2 separate regions of the Mus musculus genome follow, and region 2 is linked to region 1. A link is a loop called in an ENCODE intact Hi-C map of the cell type or tissue named here. Cell type or tissue: heart. All regions are shown on one strand.

What was found. Peaks named below come from ENCODE experiments on the same cell type or tissue, not always from the same donor. Only the 100,000 strongest peaks of a DNase experiment are listed, where the experiment ranks them.
Region 2: a loop joins it to region 1, with 2.9 times the contacts of the local background. A loop is called at or near these places in 4 of 42 quality-filtered maps.

The regions. Positions count from the first base shown.
Region 1 is chr2:15,050,193-15,058,192 of GRCm38, forward strand. Arl5b (ADP-ribosylation factor-like 5B) reads left to right here and starts at 5,128. Exons shown (of 6, transcript NM_029466.5): 1 at 5,128-5,382. The coding sequence starts at 5,337. It also overlaps a transcript of Nsun6 not described here. In heart, a CTCF peak has its summit at 4,876; a DNase peak (open chromatin) is centred at 5,049; H3K4me3 peaks cover 2,956 bases; H3K27ac peaks cover 2,183 bases.
Region 2 is chr2:14,052,790-14,060,789 of GRCm38, forward strand. Hacd1 (3-hydroxyacyl-CoA dehydratase 1) reads right to left here and starts at 3,246. Exons shown (of 7, transcript NM_013935.3): 1 at 2,942-3,246. The coding sequence starts at 3,078. In heart, no CTCF peak of the experiment used is centred here; DNase peaks (open chromatin) are centred at 2,562, 2,872 and 3,342; H3K4me3 peaks cover 3,032 bases; H3K27ac peaks cover 3,201 bases.

The DNA.
Region 1 (8,000 bases):
GAGTAAAAGAAAGTTCCAAGAGTTGTAATAACTTTCCACAATCTCAGAAAAAGAAAATAGGCTATAGACCAGTAAGCCAGTTTCTAAAACAAGTACCCAGTTTTTCCACAAGATCATGTATCTGTGGTCAATGCATGGGATTCCTTCCTGACTTCATCACCTGAAACTAACAGAATGTGTCTGGGACACAGGTGTTAAGTGTTGCATGACATGCCTGACAGGACATAAACATCTATTCACCCCCAAATAAGAGTGATGTGGCTGAAGAAAAACTTGACAAGTCCAAATTGAAGAAATACATTAGTTTGCTAGGCTTGCTTACAGCAGGACAGGCAGCCTCCCCTCCAGGAACCACCACACTATTTTATATGGCTGTGATATGAATCTACAGCAGTTAACATAAAACTAGTTTCATAGAGCTACCCAATATAAAAGCAGCCAAGGGGGCACAGGTGAATCAAACTCTGGGAAAGGTTATGTGTCTATGTGCACTCTATCCTTGCTGTCACCAAGCACAGTCTGACCTGGGAAGGGTAGCCTGTTCTGCTGCATTCAGGCAGGGAGAACAGGTAAATGACATCTTGGTGCAACATGGAATGCTTTGCCCAGGATTCAGAGGGCTAGACCACCCACACAAAGGAATTTCAACAGACAACTTTGTAGTAACCTTGACACTAGATATAGTTGAAGTCTTTAAAAAAATAAAGAAAACTTGAACTTGAAAGTCCATGTGGGAGAAATTTCATTTCCACATAGAATACTCATTGTTTGACATATAAAGGGCACTCCCTGAATGACTAATCAAACCTTTGTGAAATAGAAAAGGAAACTGTTGTTAAATATGCATTTGATATAAAGTAGTTCACTACTTCAGAACACTTGAACAGTGACCAGAAAACATGTGGTAAATCTGCAGTTAGTAGAGTGGAGATGTTCTGTCTAAGCAATGGAAGACTCCTATATAAACATGCAAATGTCACAGAGACTTTAGATCTTTAAAGGGGTAGTATGGGCCCCCAAGCAGGGACCGGTGGGAGAAATAAATATGATGTGATATCATCATTTTAAGTTTGGTTATGACCTCATTTTATCTCTGAGGATTTTATTTCAGATTGATCTGGGGGACTGACTTAATTCTGGATTCTACACTTCTCCATTACAGGAAACTTCTTTTTCTTTCAATGCTTTTCTCTTGTATGAGTGTGTGTGTTTGTGTGTGTGAGTGTGTGTGTGTGTGTGTGTGTGCAGGTCCAGATGTACATATGTGCACATATATGTGGAAACCAGACATTGATGTGCACTCACAATTACTCGCAGCTTTCATTTTTGGGATAAGGTCTCTCACTGAATCTGGAGCTGGCTGACTTAACTGGATTGACTGACCGGCAGCAAGCTCAAGGGATCTGCACGTCATGTCTCTGCCTCCCCAGAGCAGGAATTACTGGCTCACACTCCTGGCTCAGCTGGATGATGACGACCATGATGATGATGATGATGAATCCAAGTGCTGGGCATCTAAAAATCAGGTCGTCGTGCTTTCATGGCAAGCACTTTACTAACTAGAATTTCTACTTAGTCCCATTCATTTCTTTAATTGTTTATTTTTGAAGACAAACATCCCTATTTAGCCCAGGCGCTTCTTGATTCACAATCCTACTGTCTCAACCTTGTGAGAGACAGAATTATAGGCATTTCTAACACCCACCCCCTCCTGATAATCTTAAGAGTTCTGTAAAGATAACGTAATATCTTTGCATATCCATTTAGCCACAAATCTAATCCTGTCAATACAATATTCAGCTTTTCTAATACAATTGGCCTCATCTGAGAAACTACAAATTAGAACTTACAGTGTTTGGAAAGCCAAATGAATGAATAAATGAATAGAATCTGGTTCAAAATGCTGCCAGAATTAAGCACACAAACGTTTGGACTGATTCATCATTAGTTCTATAAATTATAATCCACACCTTACTGGGATTTCCTCATTTCTCCTGCTGCTATTATGAAACACTAAGGACTAAACTCCCTGCAAGCCAGACCTCTCTGAAGACTTAGCAGTCCAGCTACTACAAGCCTAAATACCAGCTCTTTGGTCCTGAATGTGTACTTAACATTTGAGAAAGAAACAAAACAGTAAAGATTCTGAAAATAAAATGCTTTTAACTTTAGAATATGGGGCTTATCAGGTTGTTGAGTGAGTAACTTCTTAATTGTTAAGAATTTTACTAGAGATCTAGACTGCTGTGGTTCATATTCCAGTTCTTGCAGCCATGGGCAAATTATTAAAGTTCTTATATTTCATTTTTCGGATCCATTAAGTGGATATAATATTTCATACTTTATAGTGTTACTACAGACCAAACAAATTACATGAACTGACTTAAAGAGTGTAGGAAAAGGGCAACCTTCACTACGTGTTAAGATATGTTTATACCCATGTTGGAGGAATGGTTGTCAAGAGTCTTCACTCTGCAAGGAAGAACTAAGTGACCCAAATTCAAACAGATCAGGAGTTAACTCGTCTATGTAAGGGAGGAGTGCAGATTTCCGGGTTTTTAATGGGAGGTTATATAAATGTGTAATAGGCCTCGCCCTAAGTACAAGATTGTAACAAAAGGCAGGGTACATTGTTTATAAAGAGGAGAGGACCATGAGCATCGCACAAAATGGGTCAGCTTCAAAACCATCCTACAAAGGGTATTTTACAAACCACTGTGCCTTTCCTGGATCCAGGAAGACAGTAAGCATGTCTCCAAATGATAAGCACAAGGTGACAGCTTCCAAGCACCTGTTGGGAGACTCACTGGAGAAAACTCTGGGGAGGCTTGCTATGGTGATCCCAGAAGTACAGAGGAGAGAAAAAAGCCACACTGCTCACATATGAGCAGAGTCATAAACTTAAAGATATTTTGGTCTAGCAAAAATTATGAAGCTCAAGGTATTGTGTAACCTCTGTGAATTTTAAAACAACTTCATCAGAAATTTATCAATACATTCTTTTCTACTTTCAAGAATGATATTAAATTGTTTTCAACAATTAATCATCTACAGCATCTAAAAGTGTCTAATAGGATATTCCTGAATGAAATTATATTGATTTCTTCGACCATATGGCAGAAAAGAACTTCCGTATGGGCACTCAATCAACCCTGGTTCATCTGGAAATCAGCAAACTGGATTAAAATTGTAATTGACATGAAAATGTTTGATGTTTTTGAAGAGTGGCTTTTTTTCCTGAGCTGGCAGAACACACAGTTTCTTGAACTCTCTTTTTTTCAAGGCCTGTACAAACTGATCTAACTTAACTGATTAATAAGTTGAACTCAATGCCAAATATATCAAGTTTTTCCAAGTATCACCTGGTCAGTTTACATTGGTTCCTCCTAATCTATATAATTTTCCTTTTTTTAGGCCTTGTAAGTTAACATTTTACTTCCTTGAAACTTCAGTTTATTTTATACTAATTTAGTACTTATATTTTGTTGGAGACATTTTAATGGGATTCTACTTCACTGAAAGTTGTCATTTCATAATATTTTCACGAAGTTATTCTTATCTCATGAACTCAAACTATATTCATTTTCAAGTGGCACCATGATACACATCAATATTACCTCTTGTATACCAAAGGCAACACTGAAATTAGTCTCAACAAAACCTTAAAGGGATATTTAAAGAAAAAGTATTTAGTTTTTGAGCTACATTTAAGACGCTTATGCTCAGATTTTTCTATTTTCATTACATTTCTGACAAGCATTACATATATATGTATATATAATGTATTATATATATACATACATATATAGTCAATACACATGTACAGTATAAACAAGTTCCATTTTTTCCTAACATCAGTACATGCATCAGCATTTATTAGTTTAGGCAATATTCAACTGTATTTGTGAGCATCTATCATTTGTTTCAGTCAGAGTAAGTTTCTTTTCCTTCAGGTTAGCAAAACTTTCAAATTTCTAAATTCTAACCTGAAAAGGGCGTTAGAGAATCTTAAGTCGGCTTTTTAATAATGAGGCCAAAAGTAGAAATGATAAGTTTGCGCAACCACAAACTCATTCAAATTTGTAGTCCAACGGATGATCATTAAAGCTATGTTTGAACAGGATCAGTACAACTTTTCCTCTGTAGGAGAGGCTGGAGCTATGGTTTAGTATCAAGAAGTTGTTGTGATCTTGTACCCGAGTTTTCAAGTCTTCACTGTCCTTTGAAGTGTAGCACTAGCAGGGCATCTTTTTTTTGTTTGTTTTGTTTTTCGAGACAGGGTTTCTCTGTGTAGCCCTGGCTGTCCTGGAACTCACTCTGTAGAACAGGCTGGCCTTGAATTCAAGAAATCCGCGTGCTTCTGCCTCCCGAGTGCTGGGATTAAAGGTGTGCGCCACCACGCCCGGCCACTAGCAGGGCATCTTAAGCTATACTCATTTGTTTTATTTGGAATAGGTCATGGGACAGTTTACCTTGTTACAAGGTCAGGCTGGCAGGCTTCTTCTCTGGTTATGTGGGGCCCGCCAGGTGGCCTCAAGGACTAGTCTGGCCTATGAAGTTTCCAGTTTCAACTGGTAAGGATTTTGAGATTAACTACCACACCTAACGCTTGGCCAAACTGATGGCACTTTGATTTTAGAAACTTAACTGGACCCTGGCTACAGGCATTCCAGCACGCACGTCCCTATCAATTCCATTCAGAATTAAGAATCACGCTAGAATCCCAACACTGGGACAGGAACGGAAACCCACTCCTCCGCTTCAGTCAGAGGACCGCGCCAGCTGAGGTTCCTCAGGCGGTCAGCAGCGAGGGACGCGGTGGCCAGGCCTCGGGGATGACCGCTGCTCTGGACCTCAGTCCGCGTTTCTTCAGAGTGGCAGGAGAGGGAGCGCGCGCCGAGGAAATCCCCAGATCGGCCACACCCCGCCTCCGCAGACGCCAAGCCCGCCCACCATCCGCACACCGGAAGTGTACAGGGAGGACCCGCCACGTCCCAGGCGCCCGCTGACGTCAGCGCGCCGACGTCACGTGCCGACCTTCCGGCGATGGGTGGTCCCGGGCGTAGGTGGGGAGGCGGGGCGGGGGCGGGGCTCGTGGCCAGCCCAGGCTGTGCAGGGTAGGTGGGCGCAGACCGAGCGACTACGGGTCGGGGCTGGGCTCAGCGCGCTGCGAACAAAGGAGTCTGCGGCGGTTCCCGGCTCCGCGGAGGACCAAAGCTTCGCTGGACTCTTGAGGCTCCGCGGCTCCGGATCGGCTTCCCCTCGGTTCCACCGCGGGCGCCGCGGCACCTGCCGCCGAGTGCTGCCCAGGAAGTCTGTCCCGTCCGGGGCTCATGATGGGGCTGATCTTCGCTAAACTGTGGAGCCTTTTTTGTAACCAAGGTGAGGCCGGCGGGAGGGTGGACGCGGCGCTGGCAAGTCCAGATTGAGATCTGGATAGGGTTCGGGGTAGAACTCGGATCTGGGGACCCGGAGCCCGGGCAGGGGACGCACCCGATGGCCAGGAATCCCACGCGTGTGCAGCTTTTAGCCAACCAAGGTGAAAACATATTCCTGCAATCTGTTTGCGGGCCTTTCCGGTCTCAGCGAACCATCTTTTAGGTCTGATTAGCCCCAAGAAAGTGTCTCCCCGAGAACCCAAAACTTTCCGTTTGTTTAACACGAAACAGGAGTTTTGCACTGTTTACCTTCCTCTTGTCTATGCCAATGCACCTTCACGTTGTCTGACTTGGCTCTGATTTCTGTTCGTCAAGACTTAGAATGAGTGAGTATTCAGGTGCACGGGTTTCTGAAATTTTTACACATACACACAGCTTCCCCTCCTCCCCGTAGGCGTGAAAAAAAAAATCTAAATGCTCTCGGTTATGTGTAAGATGTTACGTGGCCGTAATTATTCTAGAACAGGTCATGAATTACCTAGAAGTTGTAAAACCTGTTCCGAGGCAGAATAAGCAATGCTGTCTTGAGAAGAGTCACTACTAGACAGAAAGGGGTCCAATGATAAAGTCTTCGTCTTTCTTGTAACAGAATGGTTTCTGAGTATTAAGACCAAATTTTGTTCCCATTTGTTTCATTTTGTAGGGCATGATTTATAAACTACTTTTGTTTTTATGAAGGTACCAAGTCTTTGCCATTATTAAGGTCCTTTGTTTTGTGGATTTAAACCGTGAAATCATTTTGAATGGCATTAATTCACTTGTTCTGAACGCTGATTTTTAAAAAGCCCCTTTCAAGCTTATGAATACATGCAAGCACACTGGCACATGTGTGTGTATGCAAGTACCACAGATAAATACTCCCTTTTAAGTGACTTTGGAGTGTCCAAACTGAAGCTCCCGGCGATGTTTCTCAGTAATGTCATGCACTATTTTTCAGCAACTTAACATTTTCTAATGATTGTAAAAGTACTATGTCAAGAACAATTTCAACATATAATTAAATATATATTGATTACACAATTAAATTTGTGTAAATAAAAATGAATTACGCAATATTACCTTTTATCAACCCCCCCCCCCCCACACACACACCTTAGCAATAAAAATGATCAGAGTGTTGGTTCTCCCTTTATAGTAGGTTATTGCTGCTATCCCTGTTCATTAGAGGATTCCGTATTCAGACTGGAATGGGGCTGGGGAGATGAAAAGGGCAGTCATTGAAGATGATGGAAGCCTTCATGTGCCCTGTGCCTGCCTTTACATAATTGTTTGGTTTTTCTAGAGCCATCTTAGAATTTCTTTATCTTTCCTGCTGAAATGTAGAGACAGGTGCTTGTATCACTGTGTTCTCTGTGCTCATGATTAATTTCTTCTAGTGGGAAAACCAGTCCTTCAGATTAGACCCAGTTAGCTACAGAGATCCAGAACAGAATCTGTGCTCATAGAACACTCAAGAGTTAGTGTAGGAAATTGTTTGCCGAAATGTGCAGACATTTGTAAGTGTGGACTGATGGTGCCAGGGAGTGATCCTTCTCAGGTGGTTTGCAGAAGCCTTTCAGGGTAAGGTGTACACAGACTCAATGAGGAATAGGAGTTTGGGTTGAATGTAGACAGAGTAGAATCCGGCATATTGGTGTAGGCAGATGAACTGCTGCTTGAAAAGAGGTACGTTGGATACACTTAAAGAAATTGAACATGGTTTAATTACTGTTTGTTTGATGAGATTGCAGAAGTAACCAGGAAATTAGATCACCAAGGGTCTTTCTTACATGCTGACCAAGGCAGTAAGCAGTAGGGACCCATGAAGGGTTTGGTCATTAGGTATTTTCCTGATGGGGAATAATGAGATCGGACTCATACAATAGTCTGGAATTTTTGTTTTCTGTAGCAACAAATTAAGTACCAGTGTTGGCATCTTTCTCACCATTGCTCATTTCAGTTATTCAATGGTGCCCAGGTAGAGTTAGCATTGGAATAATATGTCCAAGTCTTCACTCTACCTGTTAAGTGAGAGTGAGGTGGTCTGGAAGCCAGTGGGGTGATGGTTGTCAGAGAACTGACAGCAACCTACAGGCTCTTTCCCTTATCTGTCATTCAGTATGTCCTCACTCTTGCCTCAGTTTTTTAAAGAGCTCTAAGCATCCTTTTATGTGTGATATCTTCCTGGGGATAAGTTACAAAGCTCTGCATTGTCTAATGGAACTTTGTAGTCTTTCATTTTGTAATAGAAGGCTGATAAATTATCACAGGTGGAGCTAACCTATGGTTGTCCGTGTGTTCTTTTTTTTGTTTTTGTTCTTGTTGTTTTTTTTTGTTTTTGTTTTCTCGAAACAGGGTTTCTCTGTGTAGCCCTGGCTGTCCTGGAACTCACTCTGTAGACCAGGCTGGCCTCGAAGTCAGAAATCCACCTGCCTCTGCCTCCTGAGTGCTGGGACTAAAGTCATGCGCCACCAATGCCCGGCACCATGTGTTCTTATAGAATACTTGCTTGCCTATATGGGGACTGCGTGTTTTGGCTCTCCTCTTAACGCTTCCAAGATTTCTTATTTTTTCCTTTTTTTT
Region 2 (8,000 bases), 1.0 Mb before region 1:
AGGCTGTCTCCTCAACCGTGTCTGGCAAACCCAGCTTAGCCTTCAAAGATCGATTCAAATGCTTTCATCTCCTTCACAGAAGTTTCTCTCAGTCTCCCTGTCCTCTCAGTCCTCTGGCTCCTGTTTTGTATGCACTCATTCTATTCTGTCTTTATTGCAGTTGGTGTCTACGTGTAAATGTCCAGGTTGTCCTTCTTCAGGGATGAGCCTGGGATATATGTCTTACAGCTCTTACATTACCCACATGACCTGAGAAAATGCATTAGCATCTATAGGGTCAGAAGCGTTCGTTGGCAAGCAAAGCACAGATGCTCACTACTATAGTCAAGAACCCATTATGAGTAAGCCATATATACATATATATGTATATATATATATATATATATAAACTTATATATTTATATAATACAAATCTCTCCATCCTTTAAAGGTGCCTCCACTCTGGATTTGCCGAAAGCCACTAATTATTCCAAGGGTCAGGGTAAGGGAACTTTAAAATGTCCATAGGGCCTGACTTAATCAATAATTGTACATTTCTTCTATACAGTCTTACATAACAATAAAAAGTATAATTTGAAAATTAGAATGTCGTAATTGAGTATCAAGCGGAAACAGGGCCTTATACAACAGACATTCATCACCAATGTTCTATAAGATATTCATCACCCATTCACTCATTCATTCATTCAATAAGTATTTATTACTTCCTGGAACTTACAATGAAGAATTAGTACAATCATGGTATGGTTGAGTGACAACAAGTGGGACGGAAAAAAATCAAAGAGTCAGGGTGTGCTAGTACATCACAGAAGGTGCCTGGGCATAAACCTGAAGGGTAAATAAGAAAATATGAAAGCTTATCTATGGGGGCTCATAGAACTACTGGGTAATCTGCCTTGATAAACAGTGGTCCCTCTCAGTAAAAAGACAGACACACTTAGAATAAGCACTGGCTTGCAGAAAGGAGGGCACAGCAGGACTAAAGTGTGAGGACACAAAGCCCCTCTAGGCAGGGGAGCCTAGAAAAGTTCAAAGGTACTGCTGCAGCCACAAGAAAAGGATGACATCACAGAAAGAGGGAACAGCAAAGACAAAGAGAACTGTAAAACGCATCCTGAAAAACAGAGTCAGGGGGTTTCAAAGGCAAGAACACTGGAAAGGTAAACTGGGTAGTACGGGAATCTGTGAAAATGGTTGTCGATGAGCACATCCCAAGTTCCTTAGGATGGGAGCCGGCCACCCGGGGATTATTTTAACTTTCTCAATCAAGATCTTAAACTGGGATTGTGCAGCAAGTTTTCATTTTTGAAACAATAACGTGGTCTTAAAAATGGAAAGCAGACTGGACAGGGAAGGGCCAGCCAATCAACTAACATAAGGTGAGTATTCCAAAAACGTTTACTCACTTGGTGAGCAAGTCTCAGAGGAAACCGGCCGCTCCCAGACCCTGCTGCATTTTGAGGCAACAGAGTATGGTGGGCATTGAACCATCTGCCAGTTGTTCTAAGGCTGTTTGCTTTTCTGAACTTTCAAAGGTCTGGAATTCAGGGCAGCAAGAAGATGAGGTTGCACAACTCTGGAGTGAGTCTCAGAGGAAATCCATGCCTGACACTTTCTGGTTGTGATCTCCAGCCAGTGACTTGGGGGTCTCTCCATACCTCACTCTAAAATATTATTCTGTACCCCTCACAGGATTGCAGAAAACTAAAAATTAGAAGACAGCCAAAGGAACCAGCACAGTCCCTGGCACACAGTAACCCCCAATAAATACATATCTACGAACTAATTATATTTGATGTTCAGTAGTATAATATATACTAGATGATCGACAGGAACATTTGTTAAATAGAATCACATTTTTTTACACGTTCACATTTTTTCTATAAGCTTCAGAGACTTTTAAATACTAAAGGTTTCTTCACAATCCTCTAACTTAAAACGTGAGAAGATATTGAGAAAGTAACTCTTTCTAAAGGCAAGACAGCAAAGGACATTTTCATAATGGGTTTCGGTCACAGTAGACCCATAAGTCATTTGATAGCCCTTTGATCCTAACTTCCTACTCACACTAGGTCTGGGGGGAGGCCAGAGATGGGGAGTAGGGTGGGTAGTCGGTAATCTGGAAAGGACAAGGCCAGAAAGATGCTGATTATCTGCCCTGTTCCAGATGTTTCAAACAAAGTCCCAAGTGGGCATTTCTAAGTGCCATGCTTAAAACAAAAACAGTAGGTGAAGAAAAAACAGTAGGTGAAGACACTGCCCAGCAATCCACAGCACCAGGAACCACACGGCCAGGGTCCGGTGCCCACAGCCAGCGGACAGCTCCCGGCTCGGGTGAATAGACCGGGCCGTTTCTTCAACAGCAGGCGGAGGCGGCCGAGCCGCAGTCGCCTGCCCCGTGGGTCGGCCCCACATTCCTGCCCGGGTCTATACTTAACCTCCGGCCCGCGCCCCGTGCCGCCGCGCCACACCGTGCACCGTATTAGGCAATGCCCAGCGAGCGGCGGCTGGCCGCCCCGCCCCGCCCCGCTCCATTCAACCCCGCTACGCCCCTCCCCCACTGCGCCGCGCGCCCCCGCCGCGCCGCGACCACCTAGGGCCCAGCACGCGCGCTCTTGCTCTCTGCGCCCCGGCCACTCTCCCAGAGTGCTCCGATCGCAAGTGGCCGGGCACACGCGCTGTCCCGCTCCATGTGCGCCTACGGGGCCGCGACCCCCAGTTGGCCGACACGCGCGCTCTCGCTCCAAAAGCCCCCGCCACCGTCGCGCGCCTCCGCCTAGACCCCTGACAGTTCCCCCGTGCGCTTCCGTTCCATCCCCGTGCGCGCGCCCTCGACCCCCAGCAGCCCCGCGAGAGCGCGCTCCCCGCGTCCCCGAGCCCGGATCGCTGAGGGACCGCACTGGTGCTTGCGGAGCGTGGAAGGACCTTCGCGCGCACGTACCCGGCCGTCATGGCGATATTGTAGAAGGTGAGCCAGGCGGTGGCCAGTAAGCCTAGGCGTCTCCGCTTGCCGGCGGCTTCCTTCTCGTCGCTGGCCTCGGAGGCGCCGTTGGTGCCGTCCTCCTCACTGGACGCCATGGTGACCGCGCACGCGGACCCGGAGGAGCAGCGCACAGGAGCGGGAGGGGCCGGCTGAGCGCGCCACTGAAGTGCCGCTGCCCGCGGCCGCCGCCTCGGTCCAGCGCTCCATGTGCGACGCGCGGGGGGTCGGCGCCGCCTGCCCGGCCTCCCGCGAGGGGGAGGAGCGCGCCCCCGGCCGCGCGCCCCGCCCCGGCGCCGCCTCTCGGGAGCGCGCGCTCAGGGCCCTAGCCCCGGGGTGGGCCAGCCGGGGTCATGGCTTCCAGGCAGTGTCACGCGGCGCGCTCCCGCGGGAGAGCTGTCCGCACTGGCTGCGACCTCTTCCTAGAGAGACGCGAGCGACGTGCGCCCTGGCAGTGGGTGCCCCGCTGGAGAGCCTTGTCCAGATAGAGCGAGTGCACCCGAGGTGGCAGGGGTTTTGCCCCGAGAGCAGGGTCTCCCTACCAAATGCTCGCTCTCCCGAGTTTCTGGAGAAGCAACTCCGGCCTAGCCTTGCCCCATGCCTTTCATTACTGGGTCAGACGGATGTCATGGGTTCTAGAGATCTGTTCTAAAGGAAGCTGGGAGAAAGGACGTAGGCAAAGAGGGATAGGTGTTAGGATACTGACAGGAAATCCAGCCATGGTGTTAACAAGTTTCCTGTCCTGCTGGGAAGAAGTGCCCAATGGCTCTCCACATTTAATCTCCCCTTTTTCTCTCTTCTTCTCAAGAACCATTCTGGTAATAGCCCCCTTTCCTTTCCCTTTATAGAGTGTGGCTAAGCAAGCAGCCTAGAGTCAGTTTACTGAAATTCAACCCCCAAATTCCTGACTCCACCAGTCTGGGAATTTAGAAGTTTGTGTATGCCTACATTTCTGCAAAAGAAAATAAAATGGTAAACCTCATAGAGAGATAGGGTTAAGGAAATGATCCATCAAAATCAAGTACTGACTTGATACTGTTTGTCAACTGAAGTATGCATATTAGTACTTTTCAGGCATCTTGCTTATAATGAGAGAAAGACATTTTGCAAAGGGCAACACTGTCAGAGGGGAGAAATGACTATAGGTTTGTCCATGAACTCCCCTGGGTGTGCACATTGTTGTGGATGTGAAATGGGAGGATTACCCGTCCAGTTTCAGAAATGTCAGGGGAAGTGGGGTTAAGTAAAACCTTCCAAGTGGAAAGTGTACTAGGGATAAATTTACTAAAGCAGGTGCCGGCCCTGTACACTGAACATTAAATCACTGCCATATGACACAACAGGCCTCTAAATCTCAAAATGTTACAATGTCAGTTCTCTCCAGATGCCAGCAGGTTTTATTTGAAAAGCTAAAACCTACAGATCCATGAACATGTATAGGAAGAACTAGGAGCATGTGCATAGCCTATTTATTATAAACCTCACTATGAAACTACAATGGTCAACCTAGAATAGTAAGCAGAAGGGAATTGTGGACCAATGTGACTGCAGAGTTCAAATACACCATAACCTGAAGCAATTCAGTGTGGGAATTTTAATCTTTTCAATGAGTGGAGCAACTGGACAACCACAGAAAAAATGAATCTTACATCATGGCTATGTGCTAACTTCAAGGTGATCATAGAATTAAACACAGAAGCAAGCATATGAAACAAGAAGAAAACAGAATCTCTGATGTTAGGAAAAAAGGCAAAGACTTCTTAGGTACAACTATCATAAAGAAAGGAAGGAAGGAGGGAAGGAAAGAGGAAAGGAAAGAAGACTTAAAATTTTACATTAAAATGTAAAAATCTATTCCAAAAACAATTTTAAAAGTGAATATTCACCATACATTCAAGTAACAAGAGTATATGATGAGTCTTTATAATTCGATAGGACAGGGGCTAGGAAGAGAGCTCAGCAGTTTAAAGTGCCTGCTGCTCTTCCAGAGGACCCGAGTTTGGCTCCTAGGACCCGGGTCAGTGGTTTCACAGCCCTGAAACTCCAGTTCCTGAGTATCTAATCCACTTTCCTGGCCTCCTCGGGAACCCACACACGGCATACACACAGAAAGACACACCACACACAAGTAAAATAAAGTATGTTTAATTCAATAAAGGAGTCTGCTTTTGTTTGTCTGTTTTTAGCAAATAAGAGAATGTAGAGCACACGGGAAGGAAGAACTCATCAGTGCCACGCTCGTAGCTGCTGGCTTCACTAGGAGTAGGGAAATTTTGAATTAAAGTGGCTAACATTTCAAAGGGCTGGCAAGGGTGTGTAGCAACTGGCCTTCTTCACGGGGCTAAAGAGAACACTGCTTTGGAAAACAATTTATCAATTTATTTAAAAGATCAACACGTTTAGTTGTCATATGGCTGAGCAATTTCCTCCTTTGTATTTAACCAAGGTAAACAAAAACATATGCCCACACAATGAATTAGACACGGGTATTCATAACAGTTTAGTCATAGTAGCCCTAAACTAAAAATAACCCACATGTCCATTAACACATGTATGAGTAGACAAATGGTAGTGTACTCGTTTAGTACGATATTACTCAGCAGAATAAGAAGATGAGCAGCCAGCCAGTCAACAAAAATGAATCTCATAAAGGTTTTGCTGAGCTAAAGAGGCCAAACAACATATGTAATGTATGATTATTTTCTATGAAATTAGAAAGGAAAAAAATTAGCAGTAACAGCATTGCTTGAAGTTATTAATGTCTGTGGGGAAGAAAGACCAAAACTAAACAGAGGCTGTTGTGATTTCTGTTTTCACACCAAGTTAAAATATGTATAAATTAAATATATTAAATATATAAATATACTACATATTTATATATTAAATTATATATAAAGTGTATATTTACAAATTAGTGTTGTCATTAATCCCAATGTAATGGCAGAGGTGGGGTTTGTTCCATGGTCAATAAATCATCTCCCTTCCAAGCACTCCTTTTAAGTCACTTCTTAGCCATTTGGCTGAGATTAGTGCAAACCACAGAACTGGGCCCAAGATTGTACCTCATTTTCACAATAATGATGGTTTATACAAAGTGCAAAATGTAACATTTTGGAAAAATATTAAATACTTAGGAATATGTAACAACAGATTTACTAAGCTATCTCTTTGAAAATGAATAATTTATTGTGTACTAGTTGTAAATAGCTAATATGGATGAGGGGAAATGAGGGTATATCCTCATGAGCAGTATTTTATAAATTTGGGTTTTTATTTATTTTTTAAGTTTATTTATTTGTTGTTTTCCTTTTTTTTTTTTAAGTGTAGGAGTCATGCCAGAAGATCCCTTCATAGATAGTCATAAGCCGCCATGTGGTTGCTGGGACTTGAACTCAGGACCTCTAGAAGAGCAGCCAGTGCTCTTAACCACTGAGCCATCTCTCCAGTCCATGAGCAGTATTTTAGAGTGGATAGGGAAAATAATCTTATGAATAAATTTAAAATATATTCTGTATTTTGGAGTAATAAGATGTGTTAGTTACATAACACCTTTCCTGCCACGGAGTTGATTTAATAATCTCTTTCCTTTTATGGATGTCAAGAAGGCCCCTTAAGGCCTACACAGAATCTAAAGCCTCCTTCACTATGGGCGTGATTACGGAGATTGATAGCCTGAGAGTTGAAAACCAAAACTTTTTAATTAAAAGCCTTCTGCTCTCTAGATAGTGTGTTATAAGAACTTCAATCTAAAGAATTATTTTGTACATAACAAAATTGATCATGAAAATATTCACATGCTAGAATAAACAGTCAGCGTGTGCAACTGAATATAACATTAGAAGGAATATTTTAAATCTTACTTTAGTGTGATGTTCAGATAAGCAGACCAAGTCCAGGGAACTGGAGAATGGAGAGGCTTTTCCTCCTGTAATCCTCCCTACAGCGAGCATCTGCACATTTCGGTGTTAAACACTGAATTGCCTTTAAAACTTTCTAAGAAATCGTTGCATGCGAATTGCTTTAAGGAACAGACTCCTTGGAGCGTCTTCTTTTCAAAGATCCTTCATAATCTGTCAGCTGCAGACCCAAGCACGGACTGGCTCCCAACCCAGACTAGCCGGCAGATGCGGGATATCCACTTAACCAGCCTGTGGCAGTTAGTAGGAGTTAGACTCACTGTTACAGGAAAGAGGGAAAGTCCAAAGTTGAGCTATAAACTGGGGAAGAGTATACTTATTATAAACTATTATTGGTTATAAAGAGGCTATTTACAAATTTGGGTGTTATAAACCTTAGTTAAACCACTTTTCAAAAGCCAGGAAAGGGTGGGATTGCAAGCTGGTACAACCACTCTGGAAATCAGTCTGGCAGTTCCTCAGAAAATTGAACATAGTACTACCAGAAGATCCAGCAATACCTCTCCTGGGCATATACCCAGAAGATGTTCCAAATTGTAATAAGGACACATACTCCACTATGTTCATAGAAGCCTTATTTATAACAGCCAGACTCTGGAAAGAACCCAGATGTCCCTCAACAGAGGAAGATACAGAAAATATACATTTACACAATGGAGTACTACTCAGCAAATGAATGGATTTGGATGATATCATCCTGAGAGAGGTAACCCAGTCACAAAAGAACACACATGATATGCAATCACTGATAAGTGGATATTTTTCCAGAAGCTCAGAATACCCAAGATACAATTTGCAAAACACATGAAACTCAAGAAGAAGGAATATCAAAGTGTGGATACTTCAATCCTTAGAAAAGGGAACAAAATACCCATGGAAGGAGTTACAGAGACAAAGTTCAGAGCTGATACAGAAGGAAGGACTATCCAGAGACTGCCCCACCCAGGGATCCATCCCATAAACAACCACCAAACCCAGACACTATTGCATATGCCAGCAAATTTTTGCTGACAGGACCCTGACATGGCTGTCTCCTGTGCCTGGCAAATACAGAAGTGGATGCTCACAGTCATCTACTGGACTGAGTACAGGGTCCCCAGAGA